2 separate regions of the Homo sapiens genome follow, and region 2 is linked to region 1. A link is a loop called in an ENCODE intact Hi-C map of the cell type or tissue named here. Cell type or tissue: Caco-2. All regions are shown on one strand.

Evidence for each region. Hi-C counts contacts between places; a loop is a spot of excess contacts. Peaks named below come from ENCODE experiments on the same cell type or tissue, not always from the same donor. Only the 100,000 strongest peaks of a DNase experiment are listed, where the experiment ranks them.
Region 2: a loop joins it to region 1, with 8 times the contacts of the local background. A loop is called at or near these places in 2 of 110 quality-filtered maps.

Annotation. Positions count from the first base shown.
Region 1 is chr12:75,711,132-75,719,131 of GRCh38, reverse strand. The region is part of intron 1 of LOC105369844 (a long non-coding RNA gene); the gene reads left to right. Among named protein-coding and RNA genes, the nearest start is that of KRR1, 200 kb to the right of the region's middle. RefSeq lists an enhancer at 7,387-7,888. In Caco-2, no CTCF peak of the experiment used is centred here; a DNase peak (open chromatin) is centred at 4,521.
Region 2 is chr12:75,985,821-75,993,820 of GRCh38, reverse strand. No RefSeq gene overlaps it. Among named protein-coding and RNA genes, the nearest start is that of PHLDA1-AS1, 41 kb to the left of the region's middle. In Caco-2, no CTCF peak of the experiment used is centred here; no DNase peak of the experiment used is centred here.

The DNA of each region.
Region 1 (8,000 bases):
AATAACTGGCTCAAGATAATCTCACCATGGTATTAGCAACAAACCCAGCTCCATCTCCTAAGCAGCTCCCCCATGCTTCATGCCCTCCAGCCCCACAAGAGTTCCTGTCCTAAAGGAGCTACACCCTCCATTTTCCTTACTTTACCTAAAAATCCCAAAGAAGGAATGTAGGTTCAAGAGAAACATTTACTATTTCTTTACCTTTGCCATTGAAGATGTACATACAATGATGTGAATATTAGTGTTTGAAGTTCTGGTCCCAGTGTTTTATTGGTTGTACCATAAATTTTAGTGGAAAAGGCAGGGTGCGGTGGCTCATGCCTGTAATCCCAGCACTTTGGGAGGCCAAGGTGGGCGAATCATGAGGTCAGGAGATTGAGACCACCCTGGCCAATATGGTGAAACTCCGTCTCTACTACAAATACAAAAATTAGCTGGGTGTGGTGGTGTGTGCCTGTAGTCCCAGCTACTCGGGAAGCTGAGGCAGGAGAATAGCTTGAACCTGGGAGGCAGAGGTTGTAGTGAGCTGAGATGATACCACTGCACTCCAGCCTGGGCGACAGAGTAAGACTCCATCTAAAAAAAAAAAAAAAAAAAAAAAAAAAAAATTAGTGGAAAAAAAATTGCCTCAAGGTTGTTTTCCTAGGCAGGCCTAATTTCTTTCAGAAATGAGAGTGATAGGTGCCATAGTCTACATTCATGAAAAATTTCATTTCCTTTTGCTTATTTACAGTAAGCAAAATCCAAGTATATTCTCATGAATGGCCTGACCAATACCAGTCTTCCTTAGCTTTGCAGACACAATTGTGCACAGAGCACACCTGGTACTTTTTAGATATGTGTATTATCCCTCACAGAGAAGGAACAAAATGTACTTTTCATTTTAATACTTTCCCTTAGTTTTAATTTTTGGCTCCATCCATGGATATGTCATTCATCAGTATAGAAGGCAGTTTGATCTCAATGGCAGCAATAATCCCACAGCATGCAGATACTAATGCTTAAGAGTCTGTTCAGGTTAAGGCAAATGCACTCTATGGTTTGTGAAACAACTTAACAGGGACTTAAGAGCTCTCATACCCATTTTGGATTTATTCAAGCATCTCTCTAGTATTTCACTAGGATACATGCTCCATGAGTACAGAGATTTTTATCTTTGATGACTTTGTGTCCCTAGTATCCAAAACAAAAGTGCTCAATAAATAGTGAATGAATTCATTTATCCATCCATCCATCCAGTCATCCATCTACCTATCTATCCATTGTTTACCATTCCACCTCAGCTAAGGTACCTGCATCCTTAAGTGCATAGAAAGAAAAATAATCTGCCTCCTCCAAGATGACTGGAAAGCAGCTCCCTGCTTCTTTAGTTCAAATAAGTACTAAAATATATCAGACTGCTGGCCAGGCGCGGTGGCTCACGCCTGTAATCCCAGCACTTTGGGAGGCCGTGGTGGGCAGATCACGAGGTCAGGAAAGCGAGACCATCCTGGCTAACACGGTGAAACCCCGTCTCTACTAAAAATACAAGAAAAGTAGCCAGCTGTGGTGGTGGGTGCCTGTAGTCCCAGCTACTCGGGAGGCTGAGGCAGGAGAATGGCATGAACTCGGGAGGCGGAGCTTGCAGTGAGCCGAGATCGCACCATTGCACTCCAGCCTGGGCAACAGAGCGAGACTCCACCTCAAAAAAAAAAAAAAAAAAAAAGTATATCAGACTGCTGCATTAAAAAAAATATATATATTACCATCCTGCTGCCCAGAGAAATTGTTATTCTTCTGATGTAGATCATTTAAGCGATTGCTTATTATTGCTTATTTGCCTAAAAACACTTTTTGATAAACTTTTGCTCAGCAGCTCCAGTTTATTCTTTTAATTCCAGCTTTTATTTATGGAAATGCCAATCCATTTTTATTCAATAATTGAGGGGAATGTAAAATATTTTTTAAAGTACAAAAATGCTTATTTTTTTAATGTATGTTTGTGTGTGAAATATGTAAAAAATATATTAAGCCTCTGACTTAAATCTGATTTACTAATAGAAATAGTTAAGGAGGAACAGGAGCATTCATCCTTACAAGGCCACATTTCCATTGAATGAGTATTTAAGATCAGTTGGATTAAAGGAGGGAATGGAAAGATAATGATAGGGAGAACTCTCATTCAGTTCAGTCTCATCAAGGCTCCCCTGCCTGCTGAGTAGCAACGGTGGGGATGGGATTCCCTCTCTGTAATTGCACCACTATCATGCCATAAATGATTAGAGAGACGCAGCCTAGCTGTGTCTGAGTCTCTATGGGACAGTTGTGCTCATTAAGCATCTCAATATTTGCCACACAACTTCAATTCCATCACTTCCTCTCTGGAATATTTGTTTAAGTAATCTCCTTGCCTGGGAGCTCTAGGATACCACTCTAATACATGCCACCTTGTGTTGTTGAATCCTACACAGGCCTGTAAAATGAGTATATTCTCAGATATAATAATGATTCTGCTTAGAGTGATCTGGAAGTGCCCAAGGCTAGACAAGGGTGATGGCAGTTCAGTAACTCCGTGCCCTGACTGGTTGTCACTGAAGCCACAGTTGCCACAGAAACTGGGACATGCTTAAATCCCACATCTCATTTCCAAATCCCATGAGCTTCTCCTTCATGACTAGTGGAATTAATTATCCCAATCGTTCAGACACATAATCTTACAGAACCTTGCAGCCACAGATAGTCAAACTTCTTGCAAAGCCAAATCTTCATGGATCATTTAGGTTAATTAATATCGAGTGGTAAATGCTGCTAAAAATTCAGGGCCTCATATGTGGCAGGATTTCATTTTATCATTACTCTGTGGTTAGGCTGTTAGATTAGCATGCACTGGGATAGGTTATTCATGATGGCAGAGTAAATGCAATGAACTGGAAGATAGAAACATTGTTACCGTAAAATTCATGTTAGCATGCTGGCAAACATAGACAGCCTCAGTTTCACTTCACTGACTCTGGGGATTCTGTTCTCAGTGTGTGCAGATAAAGCATCTCCTCTGGGACTGGGTCCTAACCTTAGGACTCAGGTTCCATCTTCCATGGAAGGGCCACTGTGCCAGGCCCAGAGTCATACTTGGAGAGCTCAGATGCCACAGTACGACTAACTGGGGGCTCTAACCTGCTTTCCTACTTAAACTATCTGTGTGACCTTGGACAAGTGCCTTAACCTCTCTTAGCCTCTGTAAGATGAAGAGAACAATTGTACTCATATTTGACCCTTGAACTAGGGGGTTAAAGGCGCAGACCCTTGTGCAGTTGGAAATCCACGTATCACTTTGACTCCCCAAAAGCTTAACTATCAATAGCCTATTGTTGACCGGAAGCTTTGCTAATAACATGAGCAGTTTGTCCCAGAGAACCATAGATTAACACGTTATTTGTACGTTATATGTATTATATACTGTATTCTTACAATAAAGTAAGCTAGAGAAAAAAGTTATTAAGAAAATCATAAGAAAGAAAAAAAATTTAGTATTTATTAAGTGGAAGTGGATCATCATAAAGGTCTTTATCGTCATTGTTTTCAGGTTGAGTGGGCTAAAGAGGAGGAGAAGGAGGGGTTGGTCTTGCTGTCTCAAGGGTGGTAGAGGCAGAAAAAGATCTATTTATAAGTGGACCTGCAAGTTCAAACCCGCGTTGTTTAAAGCTCAACTGTTTTCATAGGATTAAGTGAGATGACGTGTTTTTCATGCTGGGTACATTACATGGAATTCAGGAAGTGCCCCCAAAATATTAGTCCTGATATTATTTTTCTTGTTCATTGAAGAACAGACTTGAAAGGGCAGTGAAAAGGCTGGAGAAAAATGAAATATGTAGGAAATTTTGAGAAAGATATTTGACAAATTATCCTTATATTCATTCTTAGCCAATACTTATTGAGCAATTACTCTGTGCTATGCACTGCTCTTTGTGTCTGGAATATAGTAGTGGACAAAACAGATATTTCTGCCCTTGTACAGCTTATGTTCTACCTGGGGTAGGGGGTGGGTACAGAGTACTTAATAAGCAATAAATAAATTATGTAGTACATTACAGTGTGAATGTTATGAAAAAAGAAAAAAAATGTGAAATCAAGTAAGAGGAATTAGGAGCACCAAGGAAGGAGGGGGCAGGGCTAGATTAAATCTACCATTCTTCTCATAACCAAAGTGGGAGTAACCCTGCCATTCAGACCGTGATTCCTTCAAATGATTGGATTTGCTTCTATTAATACTAAGAGCACCAGACAAAAACCCAACATTGACTGAAAGCTTATTCTGTGCCAGGGACTATTCTAAGGACGTCATGTTTAAAACCTTTTAAAATATGTATAAAAGGTAGATGTTATTACTTTCCCCATACAGAAGAGGGATCTAAACAACAGAGGAGTTAAGTAAATTGCCAAAGGTCACACAGTTCATCAGTATCAGAGCTATGATTCAGCACCAGCATTCTTTACCACTAACCTATACCATTCACACAAAGCATGAGTTGAAGTTAGAATGTAGAGATCTCAACATAAATTCAGGCTGCTTGGGCAACTCTGCCTTTCAAAATAACAAAGGAAGCCTCATATCTAATCACATCTAGATACCTATTTTCTGAGTGTAAATACTTTTAAGATAAGTTATCATGTATTCATATGATAATTGACTTACTTTAGTCATCCCTTGATAGAGGAAATGAAAATGATTACAAGTGATGAAATGATTATAAAATCAGTAAATTTAAAAAATTCATTTGTACTACTATTCCTCTCAACAGCCTCTATTTAGTTACTTGGAAAACAGACTTGTACTCTGCTTGGTGTACATATGGATTTGGGAACTCTTTGCAGTAAATCAAGAGTGCCGCAGGGGTTTGTGACCCACAGGTGGGATCTTTAAAATAAACTCCTACTTGGATTTTTGTGGTTGTCTCTAAACTGGAGATGGATGACAGAGTTCAATAGGAAGGGAAAGGCAGATTTTATTTACTTTTATACACATTTTCTCAGATGGTTACTGTAAGTTTTTCTTAAACAGGAGATCTCAGTTGAGAATTCTTTGATTCAAAGTTTAATCAGCCCAGAGGACTTCTTACTAACAAATTTATAAGAAAAAGTATAGAGTATGGAGTTAAGGGCTAAGACTCTTAAGCAAGATTTATTAGTTATTGTCCCCTAATCACTTAATAGCTGGATAACCTCTATGAGCCTTAGATTATTTTTCTATGAAATGGGAGTTATCATCACCATCCCCTCCACCAACACCATTATTATTATCTCCTGGGATTGTGGTGAAAAGTAAACGAAATATTACAATTAAAATGCTCAGCTTGATACTGGCACCTCCTCAACATTCAGTGAACGTAGCAATCATCATTAATACACAAAAGAGTTGTTGATGTTTTTAGCAGTTATGTGATAGATGGAGTTGAAGAATAAGCGGAAAAGATAGAAATGAGTAGCTGACTTTGATTATGACTTTTGGCATTAGACATAGCAAAACCTCAGGCAAGTAGTGATCAAGTCTACTTTCACCCTCAAGTGTTCTGAATAGAAAGAGAGATAAGAGTGATTGTGGTAGAAAGAAAGCTAAAAAGCTTCTCTTTTCTTTTTTTAAAAATTTTAAATCTATTTTATTAGTATGCTTTATTATGCTTTAATTATTGTTTAATTAATTATTTTTAAATTACTTTATTATGCTTTAATTATTTTTATTATGCTTTAATTATTATTTATTATGCTTTAAGTTCTGGGGTGAAAGAAAGCTTTTAAGAACTGAAAACCAATGTCAGTTCTCTGATTAAAAGGAAAAGGTGGTAAAGGATATGCTAATTGGTGATGTGTATATGCAAAGAAGCCAAGGAAAACAGGAAAAAGAAGCAAAAGAAAGAAGAAAAGGGGAAAAAGAACCAGTGGAAAATAGAAGCTTTGAGGATGGTAGGGTAGAGGCCGCTGGATGGCGAGCAGAAGGCCACTGATGGTGGAAGAGTGGAACAAGCAATGAAAAAGGCAAAGATGACCGGCAGTGCTTCTGCCTGGCAGCTCCTTCACCAGTCCTTATAGCAACAGGCATGAGGCGTTTTCTACTCTAAAGGCTGGCCAGTATCTGGTGGGAGAGGTAGAACACAACTCTGTAATAATAACATGATTTTGTAATCCATGTTTATTATGAGCCAGGTGTTTTTCATAGTTCACAAAGTGGATTCTATTTTATAGATGCCAAAACTAAAGCTTAAAGGGGTGAGGGTTACTCAACAAATAAGTAGAAAAGATGGACTCCAGAATCTTCTGCATATTTCTTCCTGTTATAGTTCTTGAAGCTTCAGGTGGTCAACTTGCTAAATCAGGAAACTATCACTGGAGTAACTCATATCATAATTATGCCAGATAACTGTGGCATATTACAGATTTTTTTTAAAAAAGAAAAAAGTACTGCTTTTTTTTTTTGTTTGCCATTGTAAATCAACTTAAAAAAAGTCAAAAAGGCATCAAGTGCTACAAATATGGCATTTGATAATTTTCAGTTAATTATAGATGGCATTTACTTAACATTTAGGCAATTTGAAAAGGAGTTATTGAGTATTAGCAGAATCAGCAGCAAAGGTTTTTCTAAGCTCCTGGAACCATGAGTCAAGGTAAATAAAAGTTCCCTGGTTAGAAAAGGGCACCAAAAAAGCCTTTGAAAAGTAGTTCAACTTGACTTTGACTTATGATGTCTTTGGGAACTTGCCCAGTTTCAAGGTGAGGCTATTGAGACAGGAAATACAAATGACAGTACAAAGAAATTACAGGGTTCCAGTTAAATCCTCATAGAGAAAGGCTGAAACTGTAAGGGAAGTTAACCACAAACTCTAAAGATAAATTAAGCAAAAGTTAGAATTGAATTGTGACTTGAAATTCTCTGGCCTTTCCTATTAGTCCTTTATACAAAGGAATAGCCCACACAATAAATGTATCCGCTTTGATCATTATCTAGCAAGCTGTCTTGATGTATTTAAAGAAAAATCTCTGAGATATTAATAACCCATTAATTAATTTTGGCCAAAGTCTATTGGTGTTAAAAATAAAACCAATTGCATATTACCTGGCTAATTTATGACATTTATCTACTTATAACAGTAACTATTTTGAGAAGCTGGTATATTATTACAACACACAAATAACTGTAGTATTGAGGGGGTGGAATATGTAGGCAAATATGTAAGTTCTACAATCCAACTTTTATCTTCCCTTTGTTCCCAGTTTTATTTTTCTGGCATTAATCTTGGCATTGAGTTCTATTTTTGTTGACTAGACAAAAGAAACGGGGGGGTTTGGTGGACAATCAGAGTGAGAAAGTAGGGCATTTGGAAAAATAGGTAGGAAGTGCTTGGCCTCCAGTCCATCCTGCTTAGTTTTTCCTTCTGAACAGAGCATGCATCAGCACCCAGACTCCCTAACTGATTTCAAAGCGAGCTTCTAAACATTTAGTTTTGCAAATAATACCTTTCTTATTCCCCAGTGAAATAAGACTGGGTCAGAGATGTTACAGCAGGTTCCTTTTCCCTCTCCACATAGTTAGAAGAGCCAGGCTTTCTAGTAAGCAGGTAATTCAGCTCTAGTGGTTGGCTTGATTCAATTAGTGATGGGGCGAACTTCAGTTTCCACATTCCAGGAGGAGGGGTTGCCCTTTTCACATTAAAACAACAGACTATGGTCCTGACTGGTTCCATCACTTGCTTCTCTGTAATTAATCTGTGGGCCCAGACAGTGAGCCTTGAGTAAGGAGTCAAATGCACACGATACACAAATAAATTTGTCAAACTGACCTCTAGGCAGCAGAGAGTATCTGAGTGAGGAAATATTTAGCAGGTATACATTTGCCAATCCCTAAATCAGGGTGTGTTTCTTTAGTAAGTAGGGGACTAATTCACTGAACTCAGTGCTTAATGTCTACAGACACGTCTCATGTACTTTGGGACATTCACACCATTGCTAGACTGAACTATTGGCCCATCAGA
Region 2 (8,000 bases), 270 kb before region 1:
AGATATGAGTGAAAGGAGAGAGAAATACAAATGGGAAGTGCTCAAGGCAGATATTTGAAAACTCCCTTTATATGATTTTAGTGTCTTGCTGCATGTGGTTTAAGAAGTTAATTTCTGATTACCAGCTGGGATTTTGGTAACATCCTACTTCTGTGCCAAAGCTGAATAAGAAGCAGTTAATGTGGTTAGTATTTAAAACTAAATTCAATTAATTGTTAGCAGATGCAAGATTGATTGGAGTGGGAGATAGTGGGAGGAGGGAAATAGAATACCTTTCAGATTTAAAAAAAGCCTATTCATGAACATTTAATAGCAAGCTGCTATGGAAACTTCTGAAAATTTTTTTGTTTGTTTTAATAAATTATGGGAATTCTACTTTGCTGTGAGGGAGATGGGAAGCAAAAGTTGTTCAGAGGAATCTTCAAAGGGCAAATGAGCCTTTTCTTTGATAATTTTGTCTCAGATAAAGTTGCTTCAAAGAAGACTGCATGCAAGAAGAGTGTTTGATGCTAACGTGCTCTGAGCCCCTTTAATGCCAAAGTTCTGGGAAAGGCTCAGGATGAGTGGTATTTTTACCATCTCTTGGTACTATTCTAGTGAAACTAAACAGTAATTTTTTTTTTTTTTTTTTTTTTAACACAGAGTTCTGCTCTTGTTGCCCAGGCTGGAGTGTAGTGACATGGTCTTGGCTCAGTGCAACCTCTGCCTCCTGGGTTCAAGTTATTCTCCTGCCTCACCCTCCTGAGTAGCTGGGATTACAGGTGCCTGCTACCATGCCCAGCTAATTTTTCTATTTTTAGTAGAGGCAGGGTTTCACCATATTGGCCAGGCTGCTCTCGAGCTCCTGATCTCAGGTGATCCACCCGCCTCAGCCTCCCAAAGTGCTGAGGTTACAGGTGTGAGCCACTGCACCTGCCCTAAACAGTGATTAAAAACAGCAAAGTGTCAATGAGTGAGGATCTACATTTATATTTATCTTTTGCTATAATTTAAAATTATATGCACATGATGGAAGGAATGTAAGAGTGCAGCACTGTGAAAAACCATATGATGGTTCATCAAAACATTAAACATAGAATTACCATATGAGGCTGGGTGCGGTGGGTCATGCCTGTAATGCCAGCACTTTGGGAGGCTGAGGCGGGTGGATCACCTGAGGTCAGGAGTTCGAAACCAGCCTGGCCAACATGGTAAAAACCCCTTCTCTACTAAAACTACAAAAAATTAGCTGGGTGTGGTGGAGTGTGCCTGTAATCCCAGTGAGTCAGGAGGCTGAGGCAGGAGAATCGTTCGAACCCGGGAGGCGGAGGTTGTAGTGAGCCAAGATCATGCCACTGTGCTCCAGCCTGGGAGACAGAGTGAGACTGTCTCAAAAAAAAAAAAAAAATTACCATATGAACCAGCAATTCCATTTCTGGGTATATACACAAAAGAATTGAAAGCAAGGACTTGAATCGATATTTGTACGCCAATGTTCACAGCAGCATTATTTGCAATAGCTCAAAGGTGGAAACAACCCAGATGTCCATCAACAGATGAATGGATGACAATGTGATATATACATACAATAGAATATTATGTAGCCTTAAGAAGAAATGAAGTTCTGACATATGCTACAACAGGGATGAACCTTGAAGACATTATGCCAAGTGAAATAAGCCAGACACAAAAGGACAAATATTGTATGATTCCACTTATGTGAGGTTCCTACAGTAGTCAAATTCCTAGAGACAGAAATCGAATCGTGGTGGCAGGGGAGAGTGGGGAGTTGCTTTTCAATGTATAGAATTTCAGTCTGGGAAGATGACAAAGTTCTAGAGATGGATGGTGGTGATGGTTGCACAACAAGCTGATTGTGTTTAATGCCACTGAACGGGACACTTAGACATGGTTAAAATGGTAAGTTTGATATTACATATATTTTACCACAATAAAAATCCCCAGACATTTCACATAAAAGATACCTATGCTTATGCAATTAATTTTTTTCCCTTGAATAAAGCGCTCAATATAAAGCATGACTGAGACGAAAAAGTGTTTCTTCCAATTCAATCAAGCATTCATTTGCGAATCCTAGCTAATTTGATTACAGTGCCAAGTAAAGCAGTGGTTGCTATCATTCAGGATAAAGAAGCCTGGGGAATTTAGCCTTGCAAGCCTAAATCTAGAAGAGATAAGGTAGAAAGTGCAGCATCTTCACCTATATTTAATATATTTATGGATTTACTTGTGGGTTGAGGGTATTTTAGGTGAGTGGAAAACAATGGGCAAAGGCATGCATGCAGGAATAAGTATATGGTGGGAAGGGTAGGGAGTTGAGGGAGGGAGGTGGGGTAAGGGACAGTGAAAAAGCCATCCCATTCAAAGGGGAGGTTACATGACAGCAAGTAGTGAGATAAAATCGTGGATTGTGTGAGGTGAAACTACAGGGGGAGTTCCTAGTACACGATGTACTAGGAATCCATGGTAGGTTCTTATTCTGGTTTTATGTGCACTGCATATGTCAAAATACAAATCCTTTCTAATTTTTTTTTTTTTTTTTTTTTTTGAGAAGGAGTTTTGCTCTGTCACCCAGGCTGAAGTGAAGTGACATAATCTTGGCTTACTGCAACCTCTGTCCCCAAGGTTCAAGCAATTCTCCTGCCTCAGACTCCCAAGTAGCTGGGATTACAGGTGTGTGCCACCACACCTGGCTAATTTTTGTATTTTTAGTAGAGATGGGGGTTTTGCCATGTTGACCAGGCTGGTCTCGAACTCTTGACCTCAGGTGATCCACCCGCCTCAACCTCCCAAAGTGCTGGGATTACAGAAGTGAGCCACCGCATCTGGCCCTTCTCTAATGTTGAGTCTGCATTTTTCAGAGAAGAGGAAAAGATGTGTCCTTTAGCCTTTAGAATTTCTAATCTTTTTTAACAGGGTTCTGCTACATCGTGCAAAGATACTTTCAAATGCAAAGCTCTGTGCATGGAAAAATGAAGCAACTGCAAAGAAGGCAAATTATATTTGCAGAGCACACAATGACTACACTCCTGTGATATTAGAAAATGACAAAACTGATAACTGAGTTCTTGAAATACATTCTTGTGACAAACTACGCCATTTCTAGTTATCTGATTTGCTTTTCTTGAAAGCTAAAGTGAAGGTCACAATGTATTGACTTGTGGCATAAATATAAACGTTTCCTTCAATTTTTCTTCTGACATCATCCACTAGCTGGAGAACATGGAGACTTTTTGTTTGATTTGGAGAAGGCAGTGTATTTACCAATGGCTGAAGAGTGATTAAGAAATAATGTAACTTCAAAGAGTGTGTGGAGAGAGGCCTAGATAAAGATTGCATGGATCTCTTCTAGATACTATGGAAAGTTGACTTAGGTTAAATTTGAACAAGTCCTGTTGGAAAGGTCATTGAAAGTTAAGAATAGGCTCAAGTGTCTCTGGTGTTATAAAAACATTGTCTACAATGGTAGTCCCTTGCATTGCTTAAGAGGCTTGAGTCTATTGTCAGGATCTTGTATAATATTGTGAATGTGCCGCCTGGGATCATGAAAAGGTCTTAAGCTTCTTTCAAATGCCTGTGAAGTAGGAGCAAACATTTTTCATATACTGCAGTTATTAAAGATAGAGTGATCCATTCAAGTGTGATCAACAAATATTATTAACAAAGGGAAAGAAGATGTCAAAGACACTGGTTCTACATGGATAGGTTATATGTTGGATAAAATTATCGTTAATTTTCAGGGATTCCTGAAACCAGGCTCAATCAGATTCTTTCTTTATGGCTGATGAAAAGCTACGTGATTTAGTCTTGGGAGGGTGTATGTGTCCAGGAATTTATCCATTTCTTCTAGATTTTCTAGTTTATTTGTGTAGAGGTGTTTATAGTATTCTCTGGTGGTAGTTTGTATTTCTGTGGGATCTGTGGTGATATCCCCTTTATCATTTTTTATTGTGTCTATTTGATTCTTCTTTCTTTTCTTCTTTATTAGTCTGGCTAGCGGTCTATTTTGTTAATCTTTTCAAAAAACCAGCTCCTGGATTCATTGTTTTTTGTTTGTTGGTTTGTTTGCTTGTTTGTTTGTTTGTTTTTTGAGATAGAGTTTTGCTCTTATTGCCCAGGCTAGAGTGCAATGGCGCGATCTTGGCTCACTGCATCCTCTGCCTCCTGGGTTCAAGCGATTCTCCTGCCTCAGACTCCCGAGTAGCTGGGATTACAGGTATGTGCCACTATGCCCAGCTAATTTTGTGTTTTTAGTAGAAACGGGGTTTCTTCATGTTGGTCAGGCTGATCTTGAACTCCCAACCTTAGGTGATCTGCCTGCCTCAGCCTCCCAAAGTGCTGGGATTACAGGCGTGAGCCACCGCGCCTGGAGATTTATTGATTTTTTGAAGGGTTTTCGTGTCTCTCTCTCCTTCAGTTCTGCTCTGATCTTAGTTATTTTTTGTCTTCTGCTAGCTTTTGATTTACTCTTGCTTCTCTAGTTCTTTTAATTGTGATGTTAGGGTGTCGATTTTAGATCTTTCCCACTTTCTCCTATAGCCATTTAGTGTTAAAAGTTTCCCTCTAAACACTGCTTTAGCTGTGTCCCAGAGATTCTGGTACATTGTGTTTTTGTTCTCACTGGTTTCAAAGAGCTTATTTATTTCTGCCTTAATTTCATTATTTACCCAGTAGTCATTCAGGAACAGGTTGTTCAGTTTCCATGTAGTTGTGGGGTTTTGAGTGAATTTTTAATCCTGAGTTCTAATTTGATTGTGCTGTGGTCTGAGAGACTGTTTGTTATGATTTCCTTTCTTTTGCATTTGCTGAGGAATGTTTTACTTCCAATTATGTGGTCAATTTTAGAATAAGTGCGATGTGATGCTGAGAAGAATGTATATTCTGTTGATTTGGGGTGGAGAGTTCTGTAGATGTCTATTAAGTTTGCTTGGCCTCAGAGATAACACCACACATCTACAACCATCTGATCTTCGACAAACCTGACAAAAACAAGAAATGGGAAAAGGATTCCCTATTTAATAAATGGTGCTGGGAAAACTGGTTAGCCATATGCGGAAAACAGAAACTGGAGCCCTTCCTTACACTTTATACAAAAATTAACTCAAGATGGATTAAAGACTTAAACGTAAAACCTAAAACCATAAAAACCCTAGAGGAAAACCTAGGCAATACCATTCAGGACATAGGCATGGCCAAAGACTTCATGACTAAAACACCAAAAGCAATGGCAACAAAAGCTAACATTGCCAAGTGGGATCTAATTAAACTAAAGAGCTTCTGCACAGCAAAGGAAACTATCATCAGAATGAACAGGCAACCTACAGAATGGGAGAAAATTTTTGCAATGTATCCATCTGACAAAGGGCTAATATCTAGAATCTACAAGGAACTTAAACAAATTTACAAGAAAAAAACAACCCCATCAAAAAGTGGGCGAAGGACATGAACAGACACTTCTCAAAAGAAGAAATTTATGTGGGCAACAAACACATGAAAAAAGCTCATCATCACTGGTCATTAGAGAAATGCAAATCAAAACCACAATGAGATACCATCTCACGCCAGTTAGAATGGCGATCATTAAAAAGTCAGGAAACAACAGATGCTGGTGAGGATGTGGAGAAACAGGAACACTTTAACACTGTTTGTGGGAGTGTAAATTAGTTCAACCATTGTGGAAGAGACAGCATGGCGATTCCTCAAGGATCTAGAACCAGAAATACCATTTGGCCCAGCAATCCCATTACTGGGTATATACCCAAAGGATTATAAATCATTCTGCTATAAAGACACATGCATACATATGTTTATTGCAGCACTGTTCACAATAGCAAAGACTTGCAACCAACCCAAATGCCCATCAATGATAGACTGGATAAAGAAAATGTGACACATATACACCATGGAATAGTATGCAGCCATAAAAAAGGATGAGTTCATGTCCTTTGCCGGGACATGGCTGAAGCTGGAAACCATCATTCATAGCAAACTAATACAGGAACAGAAAACCAAACACAGCATGTTCTTACTCATAAGTGGGAGTTGAACAATGATACACAGGGAGGGGAACATCACACACTGGGGCCTGTCATGGGGTGGGAGGCTAGGGGAGGGATAGCTTTAGGAGAAATACCTAATGTAGATGATGAGTTGATGGGTGCAGCAAAACACCATGGCACGTGTATACCTAGGCAATAAACCTGCATGTTCTGCACATGTATCCCAGAACTTAAAATATATATATATATATATATATATGTAAAGCTACATGAATTTTGGTAGTGCAGAAAAGGGCCAAACTATAGTTTCCATTTCCAGCAAAGCCACAGAAAATGTCAAAGTGTAGGAAGCCCAGCTTTCTGTGTAGCCCAGCTAAAAGTGCTTTGCCAAAAAGTAAAGAACCAGAAGGGAAAACATTTTCTTTACTTCTCAGACTATTGTTGCTGTGTAGACCCCTACTATCCAATATGGTAGCTACCACCCATTTGTGGCTAATAAGCAATTGAAATGACACTAAATCTGCACTGAGATGCTCTATGAGTATAAAGTACATACCAGATTTCAAAAACTTAGTACAAAAAAGAAAAAGGAATGTAGAATAACTTATAAATGATTTTTAATATTGATTTCATATTTAAATGATGTTTTGGGTATATTGGGTTAAAACTAAATAACTAAAATTAATTTCACCTGTTTCTGTTTATAATTTAATGTGTCTAGTAGAAAATTTAAATTATATAAGCAGCTGGCCTAATTTTCTATTAGGCAGCACTGATGTAGGTGGTGCCACATTGACTTTAAGCACAATAACATTTTTCACTAATGCACTTCATTCTGCCAGCACAGACAGAAGTCTAAACTCCGTTAAAAGTAGGAATCAGTCTTTTTAACCCCTAAATTATTGCCTTAAAAACGAACTGCTTTATCTTACAGAGGTCTTCAGAAATACCCAATGCAGTTATATTTTTTACACTTTCTTTTGCATTTGTTTAATTATTTTTTCAGCGTGCTGTCGTAATGATAACTTTCTATTCTTTGGAAAAATTAGATCAGATGATTAAATCCCCTTCTGAGCATTTAGAAGGGGGTAGCCAAAGAAAGCTGATTTGAATACAGGGAATAAACAGTAATTAAACTGTAAATGTTGATTTCCTTTTGAAGTCCACTGGCGTGTTTGGTGTGAATAAAGAGTACATTGTCAGTTATTATTCCTGCTGCCACAGTTATGGCAGATGAGAATCGTTGAAAGGCTAAGTTAAATTGGGGAGTTTCCCAGGGCTGCTGTACTGAGACTGCCTTTGTTTATATTAAAGCCTGAATTTTCCCCCAACCTCAAACAGTACACATCGATTTTTTCAATAAAATCTGAGAGTTTTTTTCTTTTCCTTTCAAACTCATCTGCTGTGCTGTATTCTGGAGAGGAGTTTTAAGACCTGGAAACGTGGCTTATTGTAGGAAACTAAAAAAGATTTATTTATTTCGCTGTGCATTTTTTTGAAGATTTTAAAACAGTAATCTCAACCTCAGCTGTTTCTTAGACTCAGGTGACGAGGTTTGAAAACTTCCAGGGTCCAGGGTGCATGCCAGTCAATTATGTTAGAAACGCTGGGATAGGGCTAGGGATCAGTAATTGTTAACCACCCCCAGGTGATTGCAGTGAGTTGCTGAGGCTGAGAACCACTTCTGCATTAACAGTCTAAGGAACACCTGTGTCCACCAGTTTTTCCCAGAAGCACTCAAGGAACCCGGCTTGCAGTATGCACAAGAGTTAAGTTTCTAGACGACTTTTTTCCTCCCTCTGATGGAAAATTAGAGGGGCAGTACATTGGTTCACTCTGAAACACATAACAATGTATACTTTTCTCACGCTCTAATATAAACACCGAAGAGACTTTGATGATTATAAAACTGACACAAGTTCAATAATTACTTGAGCTCATTTTATTCAGGATATGTGAGCTAGGCTGTTTGTCTTTTAAAGCCACACACACAATAAACAC